Linked DNA regions of Homo sapiens: region 2 is linked to region 1. Evidence: chromatin contacts called from ENCODE Hi-C or POLR2A ChIA-PET data. All regions are on one chromosome and are shown on one strand. Each heading gives the region's core, a stretch centred on a gene start or an enhancer-like site at or near the end of the contact. The rest is flanking DNA. Distances are from core to core; before and after follow the strand shown. Region 1 overlaps LOC102723529 (a long non-coding RNA gene). Region 2 has its middle 33 kb from the start of BMNCR.

Evidence for each region. A loop is a pair of places that touch in the nucleus more often than their neighbours do. ChIA-PET counts read pairs that join two places held with the same protein, here RNA polymerase II (POLR2A). Pooled maps may share reads with other maps.
Region 2: a map of B cell shows a loop between it and region 1 (5-fold over the local background). The contact joins two enhancer-like sites. A Hi-C loop is called at or near these places in 10 of 168 maps with a recorded cell type or tissue (B cell, CD14-positive monocyte, PC-9 and 6 more) and 2 of 50 pooled maps. POLR2A ChIA-PET finds 5 or more read pairs at or near these places in 1 of 52 experiments (GM12878).

Annotation. Positions count from the first base shown.
Region 1 is chr1:203,379,738-203,383,303 of GRCh38, forward strand. It overlaps LOC102723529 (a long non-coding RNA gene), which reads left to right. Exons shown (of 7, transcript XR_922438.3): 5 at 166-333. Among named protein-coding and RNA genes, the nearest start is that of BMNCR, 26 kb to the right of the region's middle. Within about 2 kb of position 1,559, at least 6 of the 41 ENCODE cell types and tissues checked have a DNase peak (open chromatin) inside an H3K27ac peak, as active enhancers do.
Region 2 is chr1:203,439,205-203,442,770 of GRCh38, forward strand. No RefSeq gene overlaps it. Among named protein-coding and RNA genes, the nearest start is that of BMNCR, 33 kb to the left of the region's middle. RefSeq lists an enhancer at 1,735-1,944. Within about 2 kb of position 1,772, at least 10 of the 41 ENCODE cell types and tissues checked have a DNase peak (open chromatin) inside an H3K27ac peak, as active enhancers do.

The DNA of each region.
Region 1 (3,566 bases), core at 309-2,808:
GAACAACCAGGTGGTGATCACATCCCCGGGGAAGCGGGGAGGGCGATGCAGGCACACATGGGGTCCTGTTGTAGGAGAGAGACCAGAGGGCAGGAAGGGAGGAAAATCTGAATCCATAAGCTTTCTCTTTATGCAAACCAGACTCATAAGTTTTATTTATTTCAGCTGGAACTCGGAGCACAGCTGCCTTATTTACTTACCTACTGGCTGCATTTCTGAGAACCAGTTTTATTCCTGTTCAAAGGAAGCCAGGCAGAGTTGGGAAAATATTTTCCTAGCCAGCTCCTTAGCACCACTGTCTGAGGGAAACCATCTGGCCAAGATGCCCTTCAAGTGAGTAAATGCAGTATTGCCCTCTCCCTGCACAGGGGAGGGGGCATGCACCAGACAGGGAAAATGGCAGGCTCCTGGGGTGGGCTGAAGCTGTGGTTCTTCCCACTGACCCTCCTGGGCCCCTGGAGTCCAGTGATGTGCTGGTAAAGGTTTAACAATCAGCTGTCTGGGAGGTAGGGGTGGGGCATTGCCTTGCAGTGTTTGCTGATTTCCATGGCCTGTTTGGAACTACCAAAGTGAAGTCACTGAGTGTGGGGTTAGGAGGAGATGCCCAGGAGTACCCCATTTCAGAGTATTTCTACCACGTAGATGCAGTAGGGGGTATGTAACCTCAAGAGTGAAGATACTAATCAATACAGTAAAATAATTAGCAAGTGATGAGTTTTGAGTACTTATTACTTTTATTTTTAATGTGATATAATTTTAAGTTTATATAATTTATTTTCAAATGACATATGCCTTTAACAACTGGCTCTCAGAGTTCTGGAAAATTTCACTGTCAGTTCTTGCAAGGCAGGATGGGCTGGCTCCGGAGCACTGCTGCTGGAGTCCCTCTTTTACTTAGAGTCAGAGAATAAATATGCCAGTGTTAAGATCACTCCCTTTAGAAGCTCAGGGCGTATCATGGGAGATTTAGTGAGGGCTCTACTTCCTTAAGGAGATTTTGTCTTCAGAAGGCAGAATAGACACCTGCTTGGGAAAGAACAGAGGTTGAAAAACACCATGTATGGGTTTTTTTTTTTTTTTTTTTCGGTTCTACCCACCATGTGTACTTGACCAAGACAGCACAGCACACAAGTTGCAGGTTCTGCCTTGCCTGGGCAGCTCCTGACTGTATATGCTTCAGCTTATAGAGTCAAAACAACTTGGCAACATCTAGCTTTATTCCTCCGGGACCCTTGTGCTCTAAGGATAGTTCTCTGGCTGCAGTACCCTGGCATTTTCCAGGTCTCAAGCTCTAGCCTCTTTACCAGTTTAGCAGGATGGTGCTAGTGGGTCTGTGGCCATAAGATTTTCCATTATTTCCTACAGCTTGTCTAGAGGAGTTGGGATATTTCTTGTCTCCCAGAACTCTCTCATGGGAAAAATTCTTACATGAGAGACAGAACACTTTACCCAACTGGAGTCAGGGAAAGTTACACATCTGTCCTGACCTCTGAGCTTCTGAAAAATCACTGAGCTTTATCAAAAGCACACAGGTCCAGAAGTGGAAATTTATAAGACAAAAGAAAATAGGAAATGAAAGTTGGAGGGGAAACCCTCTTAGTGTTGTTGCAATGCCAAGAACTGGGGGAGGGTTTACGGCTCTAGTAGTTTGCTGAAGGATGAACAGGACATGCCAGGGACCAGAGGGTCAGAACAACAGATAATCAGAAATGAAGAGGTCAATGGGTGGGAAAGTAGGAGTGAATGGTGTTGATAGATTTGTTTCTACCATTTTAGGGTTGTTCTGTAATGGCTGCCTATAGTCACAATCACGCCCACAATTCTTCCTACTCATTAAGACCTCTGCTACCCTAGCCCTGAAATTTTCCTTCATCCCCTCCTGTCTTCACTTCCTTCCTAACCCAGTATAGATTCTATGGCCCTTCATAACCACCCCTTTGGGCATGTCCTGGTCTTCCTCCAACATACCTTCCCAGCAAAACCCTAACCTTATGTAGATCCAGCTCTCTGCTCATTCTATACCATTCCAAGAAAGCAAACGTGGCCAGAGGAAAACCGCAACCGTGTGGACTGATTCTACCCTGAATACAAGATGATGCATCTCTAACGAGGCTCAGAACTGCCTGGAAGTCCAGCTACACTTCCCTAGTCAATCCACGCCCTCAATCCCCAGCTACAGTGGACCAACAGCCCTTACTCCTATTGAGGCAGCTCCCCCACCCCCATCCCCACTTAAACATTGGATCGATCCCATCTCCTGTCTACTTGGGACCTTTGGTCCTGCTGATATCCCCTCTCCCTCTTGAAACATCACTTATTTCCTTTCTACTGAATCAAAACTCCAAATTTCTTATGACATTTAAACTTCTCCTCTCTCTCAGCCTTTGTCTGCATCAGGCCAGGAGCTGCAGTGGGGAATAATGGATGGTGATGAACTTCATCTGTTTCCCTGCTGTGTACATCTCCTCCTCCTCCCCTTCTCACTAGGCTGCCTCTTGTCCTCTGGGGCTGCTGCTCTGGGAGAGGGAGGAGATGCAAAGAGCAGGAAAGGTCTTGCTCGGCTGGTACTGTTGTAGGATAGCACAGAATTTTCTGGCCTTGGCAGGTGTTTAAAGCTGACTTTCTTCTCTTGGGTCTTACATAGGTTTCTTACACAGGGGTTGGGCTTCTCTGCTGGCAGCTTCCTTGATACTGACCCTGCCTTTCCTCCAGCTCTCCATTCATCACCCCTCCCTTAGCGCCTATGCATCCTTTAGTCCACACCATACAGACTCTTGTGGGGACCCCATTGTTCCTCCAGGCAGGCTATATGAACAGCATCCCCAGGCCACCATCCCTTGCTGGGCTCTCATCAGCATTTTGGTCCTACTGTCATGGGATTACGGCTACTTCCCAACACAACAGTCTTTACTTGGCTATGCCCAGGCAGATAACCAGCCACAGGTTCTTGCCTTCATTACCTTTGCAGGCGTGGGTCCAGCTCCAGTCGCTTATTTCTATTATGGTCGCCAAGTGGTTCCTGAAAGCCCCAATCACTTGTTTTCATGTGAAGGGCAGGCTTCTTCCTCAGAACATTTCTCCATCTTTCTCCAAGGAAATCAAGTTCTGTCTCTCTCCACTTACTCCCCACTTTCCATCTCAATCTTTAACACCTGTAAGTGCTTGATGTGCTCAGGGTTGTAAAGTGGGTTCTTCAATATCTCAGTTGTGTGTCCCTTGTAGATGGTTTAGCCCTCACTCTGGAATGTGGGCTCATTTTGCACCTATCAGTTTGCGCCAAGCCTTTGGGCTCTCCTTCAAAACTGAGGAAGAAAGAGTTGTGTATTAGCATCTTGTTTCACACATCCCTATCCACCCATGGCTATCTCCACAACCCCCAAATTTGGTTGGCTTCTTCACCAAATACTTCTCTCTAGGAATGCTCCTCCAGCACCCCTGACTCATTGAGCCCAGGCTGGAGTGTAGTGGCGTGATCTTGGCTCACTGCAGCCTCTGCCTCCCGGGTTCAAGCCATTGTCCTGCCTCAGCTTCCTGAGTAGCTGGAATTACAGGTGTGCACCACCACG
Region 2 (3,566 bases), core at 522-3,021, 60 kb after region 1:
TGTAGCTTCTCATTTCCTACTGCTGGTATTATGTAATCTTCTGGGCATAAGCTCTAGGTGTGAGAACCGTTCCTGCAGCCTGTTCAAGATTGAAGTCAAGACTGGAAATTATAATGACATTGCCTTAAGTGAGTTTGATCAATGAATAAGTAGTTAACCAAATAAAGAAATAATTCTTTATTAAGCCTCCCATGTGCCCGGTGTGATGTTTAACTGATAATACAAAGGAGAATTGGACTTGATTCTTCAGCTCCAAGGAATTTACAGGCTAATCAGAAATCCACACCCACAAAGGATGTTTGCCAAGTGTGATCAGAAATCACTAACATCTTATGGAAAAGCTTTGAAAGCCATGGCTGCATCAGCCTGCCTCTCCCACTTAGAGACGGGAAAGTTTATGTGAGCCAGGGTCGAGGCTGTTTGGGACTGTGTGATCTCTGTTTTGACGGCTGTGCTTTGCCTCCCTTGATGCTGGCTGCCTCTCACACATTGCTGAAGCCGTAGTTAATTGTCTCTGACTGTAATCGATCATCTCGGAGTGGGGAATCTGGTGCACTGGAACATGACCAGTCTAGGACCATGACCATGGTTCAGTCTAGGACCTGTCTAGGGGGAGACAGACCAGGAATAACAATTCATGGGGATGGCATGAGCATGCGGCAAGCAGAGAGAGGCATGTTGCACTTAGGAACAGTGACCAACCTGACTTCAGAAGGTGAGGTCCTCGCAGGAGAGACCACTGGTGTCAGGAGAGATCAATGGTGTCAGGAGGAGCTGGAGAGACAGGGAGAGGTACAGGTGGAGGCCTTCCTGGCAGAGGGGAGGAGAGTTGTTCACAGGCCTGGAGGAGAGAGAGCAAGGGTCTTGTCCCATGGATTGCAAATAAATGCTTGAGTCAGCTGGAATAGAGGACCAGGGTGCTGTGGGAAGAGGCAGTAATGAAGGGTGGGCAGAGCCAGATGAGAAGGATCTTGCGAGTGAACCGGGGGGCCTGGCTTTATCCTGAGAGTAACAAAGGAGCTGTTCCCCATGCTCCTGTCTAGAACAGCCTACTGTGGACTGTCCCCTTCCTTACCTCTCCTTTTAGGGCTCTCTGCCGCACAGGATACATTCCTTTCTACTTGGCCTGGTCAAATTCCACCCATCCTCTCTGGGCCCTGTTCAGATTTTCTTTCCTCCAGAAAGCCTTCCTAAACTACCTCATTCCACTAATTCACTCAACAAATGTGTACTGAGCTCCTCCAGCAGGCCAGGCACTGTGCTAGGTGGGCCCACCCTCAGGCAGCTTGCAGGGTGCAGTGGTGCACAACCCTCACTGACATTGCCTCCTGTGATCTCTTCCACGTGCCCAGCCAAGGTGGCTGTCAAGGACACATCCATAAGCAGTCTCCTCTGTCCTCAATAGACAGCTCTTCTTCATCTCTGCATTCTGGGGCTGGCTGGCACAGTGCTGGGCACGTGGGGGTCCTCAGCCCATATTTTAGAGATGTCTGGATTTCCAGCAACATTAAACTGAGTGGAAATTTCTCCCAGCTGACACCCACTCCTTTCCCTATTCTCCCTCTGCAGAGAAGAGAGACGGAAGCTCCAGCAGAACCTTTAGCACCAGGATGCAGAAAGAGAATGAGAAAGAGGGATGGGAGGGGAGGAAATGCCTGGGCTGTGTGCCAGCCCCGCATGCCTTGAGCCAAGCTGGGAGTTCGTGGTCCTCTGTGCTCTGGAATGTGACAGGGGCTTGCCAGGGCATCGTGGAGTGGCTCCTCTGCAAGCCACTCACTCCTCACCCTGGACAGAGCTGTGCTGGCAGCTCCTCCTGGGCCTTCCTTGAAGTGCACGGGTGCCCCACGGTGGACAGAAAGCAGGCCGTGATCTCACTCCTCCTGAAGGCTTTTGTCCCATTAACTAAAGGGCTCAGAAGCCTTTGTCCCCATAGGGTGTTGTTCCTTCCCTTGCATGGAGGTGAGCCTTGGGCTCCATGGTGTAAGAATCCCATGTTAAAGCCCTTTCTCTGACATGTGACCTGGGCTCTCTGGGTTTTTGCCTGACAGCGTGGTACACTCGTCCTCAGGTCAGCCCTGGGTCCCTGTGTCATCCTCTGCCAAATCAGGCAGACACCCACCCCCTTCTCATGGGCGTATCTTGCCCAGTGCAACTTTAAGAACAGAATTCAACTCTTCTGAGATTAGTCTAAATGCCCAGATTGGGGCTGGGGCATCCTGTGAAATTCTTCCACCTTCAGGACCCACTCACTGTCTCCAGAGACGGTCCCTGCTCTAGGCAGAGGCATGGAGAGCAGAGGCAAAGGGAACGGAGGCCAAGGAGCCACAGAGGCTAAGGTGAAGGGCTGAGGCGCAAGGCTGCAGGAGGAGTGGGGTTCTCCCTGACTGAGGCAGAGCCCTGGAATGCTGTGGAATGCAGGAGCCTACATCTTTACATTTTATTTTTTGTTTTTTCCTGAATAACCAGCTATGTGTAGCTGCTGGAAAGACACGGGTGTTCACCCCCCAGAAGCCCTGGGATGGGCAGTTCTATCCCTCTTGGCTCATCTCTGAGCTGTCTGCTGGTCCCTCACCTTCTAGGGCATGAGCCTCCTGGAGGGACACTGCCGGTACCCTACCAAGGAGGCTAAGCTGGAGCGAGAGACAGAGATGCAGCAGGGGAAAACAGCTCCAGCGAGCAGTAACCAAACCGGGAAAGGCCAGGAGGACACAGGATTAGAGACAAGGAGGATGGAGGAAAAAGGCAGCTTGGAGGGATCAAAGGATAAGGGACAGTCCGAGGGCAGGGAAAGTGAGCAGGGGCTATATTTATCCACCAGAGAGAAGGAAGCCTGCAGGCCCTTCCTGAGATCCACGAGCTAGGGGCTGGATTAGGGGCTTCTCATTTCATTTCATTTTCAGTGACACATTCCGCTTAATCCTCATCGCAGCAAGGATCCATGCTGCTGTTACAAGAATCTCGGCCTCTGTAAGGAGTTCAAGTAATTTGCTTGAGTATCCAAGACTAAAGTGATGGAGTGGGGATTTGAATCCAGGTCTGTGTGATTCCAAATGGTCCCTAACCCTCTGTCAGCAGCTTACCTGAGAGAGAGGAGGCTGGATCCACTAGTGGAGACAAGAGAACTTGAGCTCCAGAATTCTAGAATTTTAAGACTGACATCGGGGTCCCCTATACCAGCTCTAGCTCCAGGAGAAATTAGATGCAGTGAGAATAATGTTATGTTTCAGTTAGGTAGCCAATTAATTTTGAGAGGAAGTTAGAAAACCAACCAACCTCTCTCCTCCTCCTTCTTTCCTATCCTCCCTGCCTTCCTCCTTCTATTCCTCTCTCCCACCTTCCTTCCCTGCCTCCCTTCTTCTCTCCCTCTAAATTATTTATGGAGCAATTACATGTCAGGCATGATGTAAAGTCTGAAGAACAAACATGAATAAGGGCCAGTCCGTGCTCTTGGGGAACTCACAATCCCTTGGAATATTTCAGGAACCCGAAGCAGCTCTTTACGCGCCCCTCTCTATCAGTTGTTTTTTCCTTCCTGTCTTTACTTCTGTACTTCTGCGTCCACTATC